Linked DNA regions of Homo sapiens: region 1 is linked to region 2. Evidence: read pairs that join two places in POLR2A ChIA-PET (ENCODE). Cell type or tissue: PC-9. All regions are shown on one strand. Each heading gives the region's core, and the rest is flanking DNA. Links, peaks and the distances in the headings are about the cores only.

What was found. ChIA-PET counts read pairs that join two places held together with the same protein. Peaks named below come from ENCODE experiments on the same cell type or tissue, not always from the same donor. Only the 100,000 strongest peaks of a DNase experiment are listed, where the experiment ranks them.
Region 1: POLR2A ChIA-PET joins it to region 2 with 6 read pairs; 17 of 35 experiments call an interaction of 5 or more read pairs at or near these places.

The regions. Positions count from the first base shown.
Region 1 is chr4:25,238,348-25,243,724 of GRCh38, reverse strand. All of the region lies in intron 1 of PI4K2B (phosphatidylinositol 4-kinase type 2 beta), which reads right to left. Among named protein-coding and RNA genes, the nearest start is that of PI4K2B, 7.0 kb to the right of the region's middle. In PC-9, for the core only: no CTCF peak of the experiment used is centred there; no DNase peak of the experiment used is centred there.
Region 2 is chr4:25,170,445-25,175,821 of GRCh38, reverse strand. The region is part of intron 1 of SEPSECS-DT (SEPSECS divergent transcript); the gene reads right to left. Among named protein-coding and RNA genes, the nearest start is that of SEPSECS-DT, 12 kb to the right of the region's middle. In PC-9, for the core only: no CTCF peak of the experiment used is centred there; DNase peaks (open chromatin) are centred at 961 and 2,111; H3K27ac peaks cover 2,145 bases.

The sequences.
Region 1 (5,377 bases), core at 241-5,240, 68 kb before region 2:
CCTCGAGCGGCTACGAGAGGCCTTAAGAAAATATACTCCCCAGTCACCTGAATCACTCGAGGGTCAATTGATTCTAAAAGATAATTATTACCCAATCAGCCACAGATATCAGGAGAAAGCTCCAAAAGCAAGGCCTGGGCCCTGAACAAAATCTAGAGGCATTATTAAACCTGGCAACCTCGGTGTTCTATAATAGGGACCAAAAGGAACGGGCCCAAAAGGAAAAGCAAGATCAGAGAAAGGCCGCAGCCTTAGTCATGGCCCTCAGACAAACAAACCTTGGTGGTTCAGAGAGGACAGAAAATGGAGCAGGCCAATCACCCGGTAGGGCTTGTTATCAGTGTGGTTTACTAGGATGCTTTAAAAAAGATTGTCCAATGAGAAACAAGCTGCCCCCTCATCCATGTCCACTATGCCGAAGCAATCACTGGAAGGTGCACTGCCCCAGAGGACGAAGGTTCCCTGGGTCAGAAGCCCCCAACCAGATGATCCAACAACAGGACTGAGGGTGCCCGGGGCAAGCGCCAGCTCATGTCATCACCCTCACTGAGCCCTGGGTATGTTTAACTATTGAGGGCCAGGAAATTGACTTCATCCTGGACACGGGCGCGGCCTTCTCAGTGTTAATCTCCTGTCCTGGACGACTGTCCTCAAGGTCCACTACCATCTGAGGAATCCTGGGACAGCCTGTAACCAGGTATTTCTCCCACCTCCTCAGTTGTAATTGGGAGACTTTGCTCTTTTCACATGCATTTCTTGTTATGCCTGAAAGTCCCACACCCTTATTAGGGAGGGATATATTAGCCAAGGCTGGAGCTGTTATCTGCATGAATATAGGGAACAAGTTACCCATTTGTTGTCCCCTACTTGAGGAGGGAATCAACCCTGAAGTCTGGGCATTGGAAGGACACTTTCGAAGGGCAAAAAATGCCCAGCCAGTCCAAATCAGGTTAAAAGATCCCACCACTTTTCCTTACCAAAGGCAATATCTGGTAAGGCCTAAAACTCATAAAGGATTACAGAATATTGTTAAACATTTGAAAGCTCAAGGCTTAGTAAGGAAATGCAGCAGTCCCTGCAACACCCCAATTCTGGGAGTACAAAAACTGAATGGTCAGTGGAGACTAGTGCAAGATCTTAGACTCATCAATGAGGCAGTAATTCCTCTATATCCAGTGGTACCCAACCCCAATACCCTGCTCTCTCAAATACCGGAGGAAGCAGAATGGTTCACGGTTCTGGACCTCAAGTATGCCTTCTTCTGTATTCCCCTGCACTCTGACTCCCAGTTCCTCTTTGCCTTTGAGGATCCCACAGACCACAAGTCCCAACTTACGTGGAAGGTCTTGCCCCAGGGGTTTAGGGATAGCCCTCATCTGTTTAGTCAGGCACTGGCCCAAGGTCTAGGCCACTTCTCAAGTCCAGGCACTCTGGTCCTTCAATATGTGGATGATTTACTTTTGGCTGCCAGTTTGGAAGCCTCATGCCAGCAGGCTACTCTAGATCTCTTGAACTTTCTAGCTAATCAAGGGTACAAGGTGTCTAGGTCGAAGGCCCAGCTTTGCCTACAGCAGGTCAAATATCTAGGCCTAATCTTAGCCAGAGGGACCAGGGCCCTCAGCAAGGAACGAATACAGCCTATACTGGCTTATCCTCACCCTAAGACATTAAAACAGTTAAGTGGGTTCCTTGGAATTACCGGCTTTTGCTGACTATGCATCCCTGGATACAGCGAGATAGCCAGGCCCCTCTATACTCTAAACAAGGAAACCCAGAGGGCAAATACTCATCTAGTAGAATGGGAACCAGAGGCAGAAACAGCCTTCAAAACCTTAAAGCAGGCCCTAGTACAAGCTCCAGCTTTAAGCCTTCCCACAGGACAAAACTTCTCTTTATACGTCACAGAGGGAGCCGAGATAGCTCTTGGAGTCCTTACTCAGACTCCTGGGACAACCCCACAACCAGTGGCATACCTAAGTAAGGAAACTGATGTAGTAGCAAAAGGCTGGCCTCACTGTTTAAGTGTAGTTGCAGCAGTGGCCGTCTTGGTGTCAGAAACTATCAAAATCATACAAGGAAAGGATCTCACTGTCTGGACTACTCATGATGTAAATGGCATACTAGGTGCCAAAGGAAGTTTATGGCTATCAGACAACCGCCTACTTAGATACCAGGTGCTACTCCTTGAGGGACCAGTGCTTCAAATACGCACATGCATGGCCCTCAACCCTGCCACTTTTCTCCCAGAGGATGGGGAACCAATCGAGCATGACTGCCAACAAATTATAGTCCAGATTTATGCCACCCAAGATGATCTCTTAGAAGTCCCCTTAACTAATCCTGACCTTAACCTATATACCGATGGAAGTTCATTTGTGGAGAATGGGATACGAAGGGCAGGTTACACCATAGTTAGTGATGTAACCATACTTGAAAGTAAGCCTCTTCCCCCAGGGACCAGTGTCCAGTTAGCAGAACTAGTGGCACTTACCAGAGCCTTAGAACTGGGAAAGGGAAAAAGAATAAATGTGTATACAGATAGCATGTATGCTTATCTAATCCTACATGCCCATGCTGCAATGTGGAAAGAAAGGGAGTTCCTAACCTCCGGGGGAACCCCCACTAAATACCACAAGGAAATTATAGAGTTATTGCATGCAGTGCAAAAAACCCAAGGGGGTGGCAGTCTTACACTGCCAAAGCCATCAAAAAGGGGAAGAAGAGGGGAGAACAGCAGCATAAGTGGCTGGCAGAGGCAGGGAAAGACCAGTAGGAAGGAAAGAGACAGGAAGTCAAAGAAAGAGACAGAGAGGAAGAGACAGAGAGACAGAAACAGAGAGACAAAGAGAAGGAGACAGAGAGAGGAAGAAACAGAGAGTCAAAGAGAAAGTGACAAAGAGAAGGAGTCAGAAAGAAAGAGGGACAGACACAAAGTCAGAGAGTCAGAAAGAGAGGAAGAGACAAAGAAATCAAAGAGAAAGAAAGAGAGATGGAAGTAGTAAAGAAAAACAGCATACCCTATTCCTTTAAAAGCCAGGGTAAATTTCTGTCTACCCAGCCAAGGCATATTCTTGTTATGTGGAACATCGACCAATATCTGCCTCCCCACTAACTGGACTGGCACCTGCACCTTAGTCTTTCTAAGTCCCAACATTACCATTGCCCCAGGAAATCAGACCCTATCAGTACCCCTCAAAGCTCAACTCCATTAGTGCAGAGCCATACAATTAATACCCCTACTTATAGGGTTAGGAATGGCTACTGCTACAGGAACCAGAATAGCCAGTTTATCTACTTCATTATTCTACTACCACACACTCTCAAAGGATTTTTCAGACAGTTTGCAAGAAATAACAAAATCTATCCTTACTCTACAATCCCAAATAGACTCTTTGGCAGCAGTGAATCTCCAAAACCGCCAAGGCCTAGACCTCTTCGCTGCTGAGAAAGGACTCTGCACCTTCTTAGGGGAAGAGTGTTATTTTTACACTAACCAGTACGAGATGCCACCTGGTGTTTACAGGAAAAGGCTTCTGAAATCAGACAATGCCTTTCAAACTCTTATACCAACCTCTGGAGTTGGGCAACATGACTTCTCCCCTTTCTAGGTCCTGTGGCAGCCATCTTGCTGTTACTTGCCTTTGGACCCTGTATTTTTAACCTTCTTGTCAAATTTGTTTCCTCTAGCATCGAGGCCATCAAGCTACAAATGGTCTTACAAATGGAACCCCAAATGAGTTCAACTAACAAATTCTACTGAGGACCCCTGGACCAACCTGCTGGCACTTTTACTGGCCTAGAGAGCTCCCCTCTGGAGGACACTAAAACTGCAGGGCCACTTCATTGCCCCTATCCAGCAGGAAGTAGCTAGAGCAGTCATTGGCCAAATTCCCAACAGCAGTTGGGGTGTCCTGTTTAGAGGGGGGATTGAGAGGTGACAGTGTGCTGGTAGCCCTTGCAGCCCTCGCTCACTCTCGGCGCCTCCTCGGCCTCGGCGCCCACTCTGGCCGCACTTGAGGAGCCCTTCAGCCCGCCACTGCACTGTGGGAGCCCCTTTCTGGACTAGCTGAGGCCAGAGCCAGCTCCCTCAGCTTGTGGGGAGGTGTGGAGGGACAGGTGTGGGCGGGAACTGGGGTTGCGTGTGGCACTTGCGGGCCAGCGCGAGTTCCGGGTGGGCATGGGCTTGGCAGGTTCCGCAGTCGGAGCGGCTGGCCGGCCCCACCGGCCCCGGGCAGTGAAGGGCTTAGCACCTAGGCCAGCAGCTGCAGAGGGTGCTGCTGGGTCCCCCTGGGCCGGCACCGTGCTCGCTTTCTCACTGGGCCTTAGCTGCCTCCCCGTAGGGCAGGGCTCAGGACCTACAGCCGGCCATGCCTGAGCCTCCCCCTGCTGCTGTGGGATCCTGCACAGCCCGAGCCTCCCCAACAAGCGCCACCCCCTGCTCCATGGTGCCCCGTCCCATCGACCACCCAAGGGCTGAGGAGTGTGGGCGCAAGGCACGGGACTGGCAGGCAGCTCCACCTGTGGCCCCAGTGTGGGATCCACTGGGTGAAGCCAGCTGGACTCCTGAGTCTAGTGGGGACTTAGAGAACCTTTATGTCTAGCTAAGGGATTGTAAATACACCAATCAGCACTCTGTATCTAGCTCAAGGTTTGTAAATGCACCAATCAGTGCTCTGTATCTAGCTAATCTAGTGGGGACTTGGAGAACTTTTGTGTCTAGCTCAGGGATTGTAAACGCACCAATCAGCACCCTGTCAAAATGGACCAATCAGCTCTCTGTAAAACAGACCAATCAGTGCTCTGTAAAATGGACCAATCAGCAGGATGTGGGTGGGGCCAGATAAGGGAATAAAAGCAGGCTGCCCGAACCAGCAGTGGCAACCTGCTCAGGTCCCCTTCCACACTGTGGAAGCTTTGTTCTTTCGCTCTTTGCAATAAATCTTGCTGCTGCTCACTCTTTGGGTCCACACTGCCTTTATGAGCTGTAACACTCACCGCAAAGGTCTGCAGCTTCACTCCTGAAGCCAGCGAGACCAGGAACCCACCAGGAGGAATGAACAACTCCAGACGCGCCAGCTTAAGAGCCATAACTCTCACCGTGAAGGTCGCAGCTTCACTCCTGAGCCAGCGAGACCACGAACCCACCAGAAGGAAGAAACTCCGAACACATCCGAACATCAGAAGGAACAAACTCCGAACACACCGCCTTTAAGAACTGTAACACTAACCGCGAGGGTCCATGGCTTCATTCTTGAAGTCAGTGAGACCAAGAACCCACCAATTCCGGACACAATAGCACCAGTAGTTAAAACCATTTCTGCTGAAATGGACTTTAGGGAAGTTATAAGAACTACCTTTATGAAATTAATCACTTTAA
Region 2 (5,377 bases), core at 119-5,118:
GAAAAGTAGAGAAAAGGAGAGAAAAAAAGGAAGGGAAAAAGGAAGGGGAGCTCGACCTATTTATCTTGAAGCAAATTTATGCAAATAGTTATTTTGCTCAATCAAATATTTAGAATGCTCCAGTTTCCTAAATGCACATCGATCTGGATAGCATTTCATACCTGCCTATGTCACTCATCTGCCCCCACTTCTCATGCTCACCCCCCAATTTTCAGCAAGCTTTTACTTCTTTCACAACCCATCCCAAAATGTAATGGCTTAAAATGACTACCATTTATTTTGGTCACAGTTCTATGGGTTACAGTTTGAACAGGGCTCAACTGGGCCATTCTATTGGTCTTGACTGGGCTTGCGTGTGAATCTATAGGCAGCTGCAGAGAGCTGGATTGCCATGTCTCTGGCAGTGCCGGCTGTTGACTGGGATGTTGGAGAGGACTGGGCCACGTGTTTCACAGCATCCACCTGGCTAGAGTAGGCTTGTTCACATGGTGACAGAAATGTTCCAAGCGCAGTCAGCCCTCCGTATCCATGCGCTCCGCATCTCTGGTTTTAACCAACTGCAGATAGAAAATACTCAGGAAAAAATTGAGACTGTACTGAACCCATATAGATTTTTCTCTTGTCATTATTTCTTGTCATAATTTAGTATAACAACTATCTACACAGCATTTACATTGTATTAAGTAACATAAGTAATCTAGAAATGATTTGAAGGATACAAAAGGATGCGCATAGGTTATATGGAAACACTGCAGCATTTTATATAAGAGACTAGAGTGTCCACTGATTTTGGGAGGTCCTGGAACCAATCCCCCATGGATACAGAGGGATGACTGCACATCCTTGGGGTCAGCCCAGATGTGCAAGCCCTTTGAATGCCTCTACCTGAATCACATTTGCTACCACCCATCCCGCTGGTCACAGCCAGTTGCATGACCAAGTCCAGAGTGAGACAGGATTGCCTAAGGGCGTGGATGCTGGGAGCAGGAAGCATTCGTGGCTGCTTTTGTAATCAGACTATTTGAGTTGAAAATGGCCTTTAAGACCTGTCACAGAAAGGCCTATCAGGCTTCTTTTTATCACCACACTGTTCCTCCTACACTTTCCTCCTCCTGGAACCCTTTTTCTATCTGTCTTTGGACAGAGCCCTAGTCCACTTTTTTTTTTGAGACAGGGGAGTGCTCTTTTGCCCAGGTTCTGGAGTGCAGTGGCGCGATCATGGCTCACTGCAGCCTTGAACTCCTGGGCTACAGTGATCCTCCTAGCTCAGCCTCCGGAGTAGCTGGGACTACAGGGATGTGTCAACACGCCTGGCTAATCTTTTATTTTTTGTAGAGATGGAGTTTCACTATGTTGCCCAGGCTGGTCTTGAACTCCTGGGCTTAAGTGATTCTCCTGCCTCAGCCTTGCAAAGTGGTGGGTTTACAGATGTGGGCCACCATGCCTGGCCACTATTATTTATTTATGCTAGTTACTTTATATATTTTTAATTCCATGTCAAGTGGGTTTTCTTATTGACTCCTTATAGATCAGGAAAGTGAAGCACAGAAAGGTGAAGTAACTTGTCCAAGATCACACAGCTAGGAAGCTGCATAGCCAAGATTTGAACTCATATCTCTTGAACTCAAGAGGCCGGCCTTTTCAACTAGTCTTATAATTGAAAATAAATGGTTACAAATGACCCACATGCAGATAATGAAGAATTGGCCAGAGAGTGTGTGTTTGCCCACTCGCTTGGACTGCAAATCAGGCTTTAGGGGTAGAAGAAGATCTCAGGGTTCATGGGTTTTTGGGTCTCAGATTTGGACTCAGATCTTTAGGTTCACAAATTTTTCTCAGTTCTCTTAGAGAGAATCAGGCTCTGTTGAACTGAATCATTGTAACCAGTCTCACAAGAAGCTAAAAAAAAAAAAAAAAGACTAGAATGCTAATTTATTAGTGTCTATGGATTTAGAGAAGTAACAACCACACCAGCACAGATGTCAGATGGTTAGAATGACCAATAGGGAAACTAAGTTGAAATAAGAAGGTTGCAGAGTGAGTTTATTTCCTGCCTCCTTGCAAAAAGGATTTGAGTCCATTGCAACGGGAGCTGCTATTTTTAAGGAATACAGTCACCACTGAGGCATGGTGAGTCACTCTCAACTAAAAGGCTGTATCTGCCAAACTGGCAGGAAGACTCATTGAGTCATCAATGCTCTATCTCTCTTGGACAATGCTGGAGAAAGTCTTTTCTCTCAACTCTTCATTTTCAATATTCCATTAAAACATCAGTATCAGGCTTCACTTTATTGGCTTGGGATTGTGAAGTTGCTCTATTGACTCTAATTATTCCCTGCCCAGCATTACAGTTGCAGTTTGTGCAGCTGTCACCAGGGAATGGCAATGCCTCAGGCTTAATTATGTAGGAATGGGGTGATTGGTCAGTCTTTCCATTGATGTAAATAATTCAGGAAAAGTAACACAACCAAGTGAAGTGAATGATGCTTTTTCTAGAAAAAAAAAATTCTCACTTATAAAAATGTGCTACACAGTTGGGATTGTGAAGGAAAAAAATGCGAAAATCTGGTGTAAGAGTCAAGATTGAGGGCAGGAGAAAGAAATGACTCAAGATGTCTTAACTTCCAAGGGATTTAATTCAGGGAATGGCTGTTTACACAATAATTGGAAGGTCTAAGGGTATGGGCTTTAGACTAGGTTTCCAGAAATGACTCCCAGAAAAAAGCAGAACTGACCCACCAGAAGAGCTACTACCTCTGAGGCCACCACTAGGGCTACTGATTTCAACTGTGAGACTGTTCCCGTATCAGGAAGCCACACTAAACAAGCAGCTTGGCTTCAAAATGAGTTTCAAGATGTAACCTTGAAGCAAACTGCAGAAGCCTTCAAAAAAATAAACTCCACATCCCTCTCTTTCTCACCGCATACACTCCCTCCACATTTGTCTAACGGTACGCTAGTATCTAATTATGTGCCTTCTTAGAAGTTCCAGGGGCTAATCTTGAGATGGGCAGACCAAGCCTGGAGACCCAGCTGCAAAATTCCAGAGATTATCTCAAGGTGGCTAGTGAACAACCCAGCCATTGTGGAGATGATGTCAGCCCATGCTCCAGGTAGACTGAGACCCAAGACAGCCACTGGAATGAGACACACAGACATTGTATTCAGTCTAATTCTTGCATGTCTTCCATACCAAGTTTCCCCTTTTTAATCCCTTGCCCCTTGTCTTTCCCCCCAAATTCAAAGTGGTCACTTTGGATGGGAATCCAGCCACTTCCCATTACTAGTTTTGGTTAATAAAGTCACTTTCTTTCCACCAGACCTTGCTCTTGTTGAACTCTGTAGGCAACAAGCAACCGGACCCGCATTTGGTTACAGCGCTGCTCCTCACGCTGCCTCTAGACACGCAGAAGGCTGGAAAATGGATGCAGAAAGGCTGAAAAGCCTCATGTTCCTACTACCTTGTTTGCCAATGACATCAAAGGCTTGTCATGGAACAGGAAGTTGGTCTCCACCAGATCCACCTTCCAAATCTCAGTTGAGTATAATCTAATGGCCAAACTTGATTTGTTTCTGGAATGCTAGTTGGGAGGGAGCCTAGAGAATATAGTTTGTCGTTTTGTAGCCCCTGGTAAGGTTGGTTGGAAGGAGTTGAAGTGAGCCAGTCCACACTCTCCACACATCTAGGATCAAGTGGCCTATTCGCCACCATGGCTACGACTAGCTGTATCAGCTGTGATCATGAACCCTCACATTTGCGAGGGCAGGCAGAGGGAGTCCCTCCCTACCACGTGGTCATTGCCTTCCCTCTTTATTATTAACCCCTTTCATAGAAGAATCAGCTGAAGCCTAGAGGTGTGGGATATTTTGCACAAACCTATGCTGGAGCAACAAGGGGAGCCAGGCTTGGAACTCCATTTGTCTGATTCCAGAGACTGCACTCCCCGCCAGTACTTGATCCTCCCCACAGCCGCCGTCTCTCCAAGTCAAAGGCCCCTGAAGTTCTCCCTCACTCTGTTTCAAGTGGCAAAAGCCCCAGGCTCCAGGCCTGTTCACGGACTCCCGACAGATCTCCTGCAGCTTTTCTCTTGCTCCTGCTTTTACTGGGAATTATAACTATTTCAGCAGTTTTAGTGTTTGAAGGAAGCTTTCTCTACGTATCTTTCCTCCCTCTGGGGACAGGATTGCTTTACTCATCACAGGGAAGGCCTTAAATGACCTTCTGCTACATCCACAGATTTTATTTCATCTCTCTCCATTAGAAATAAAGATGAAGGCAAGACCATGGTTTCTGAGTTCTCTTAGTCTCCACAGAATGTAATTACTACATTTTTTTCTTTTTCTAATCACAGGAGACTTCTCTCAGCAACCTAGTTACTGATTCTATTACTCCCTCACTCTCCACTTCCAACTGCTCTTTGAAGCGGCTTTTTTAGGGAAATTATTCCGCTTCAAGTTGTTTAAGAGGCCTCATTAATGAGGTTGATGACAGTCAGATCCTGCCATGCCTCTTAAGAGACTTGTCGTTTCCTCTACCCTAAACATTGTAAAACATACGCGGATGGAATGGTAAAGCAATGTGGTCATTATTTGCCTATTTGTATCCACCATTAGAAAACGTCTCCTTTTCAATTTAAAATACTCTCAAAATATGAGGTGTCGCCTATTTGTCACTGGTCCCTACTCTCTCTCCTGTCTCCACATCTGGGTTCATTCAGTAACCACCAAAAGAAAAGCAACCCTTGGAATCCATTGTTATCATTTATCCATCCAAAACTGTGAATGCTTACTATGTGCCAGGCACTATGCTAAGTGCTCAGAAGAGTAGGTGAATAAATAGGGTTCCCGTCTTCCAGACGCTTCCAATCCAGATATTATACAAGCGATCAACTCATACAATAATTTAAAGTGGGTGCCAGGTGTGGTGGCTCACGCTTGTAATCCCAGCACTTTGGGAGGCCGAAGCAGGAGTATCACCTGAAGTAGGAGTTCGAGACCAGCCTGACCAACACGGTGAAACCCCATCTCTACTAAGTATACAAAAATTACCCTGGCGTGGTGGCGGACACCTGTAATCCCAACTATTCGGGAGGCTGAGGCAGGAGAATCGCTCGAACCCGGGAGACGGAGATTGCAGCAAGCTGAGATCGTACCACTACCATCCAGCCTGAGTGTCAGAGTAAGACTCTGTCTCAAAAAAAAAAAAAAAAATTAAAGTGAATATATAGGGCTTTTCCTCAAAACTAGGTTCTTACTTAGACAAAATGGAAAGGGAAGGCTTCTCAGAGGAGGTGACATTTACACTGAAGGAAAAGGAAAAAGCTGCCACGCAAAATGAAGAGAACATTTGGGGCAGAAGGCACAGCATGTGGGAAGG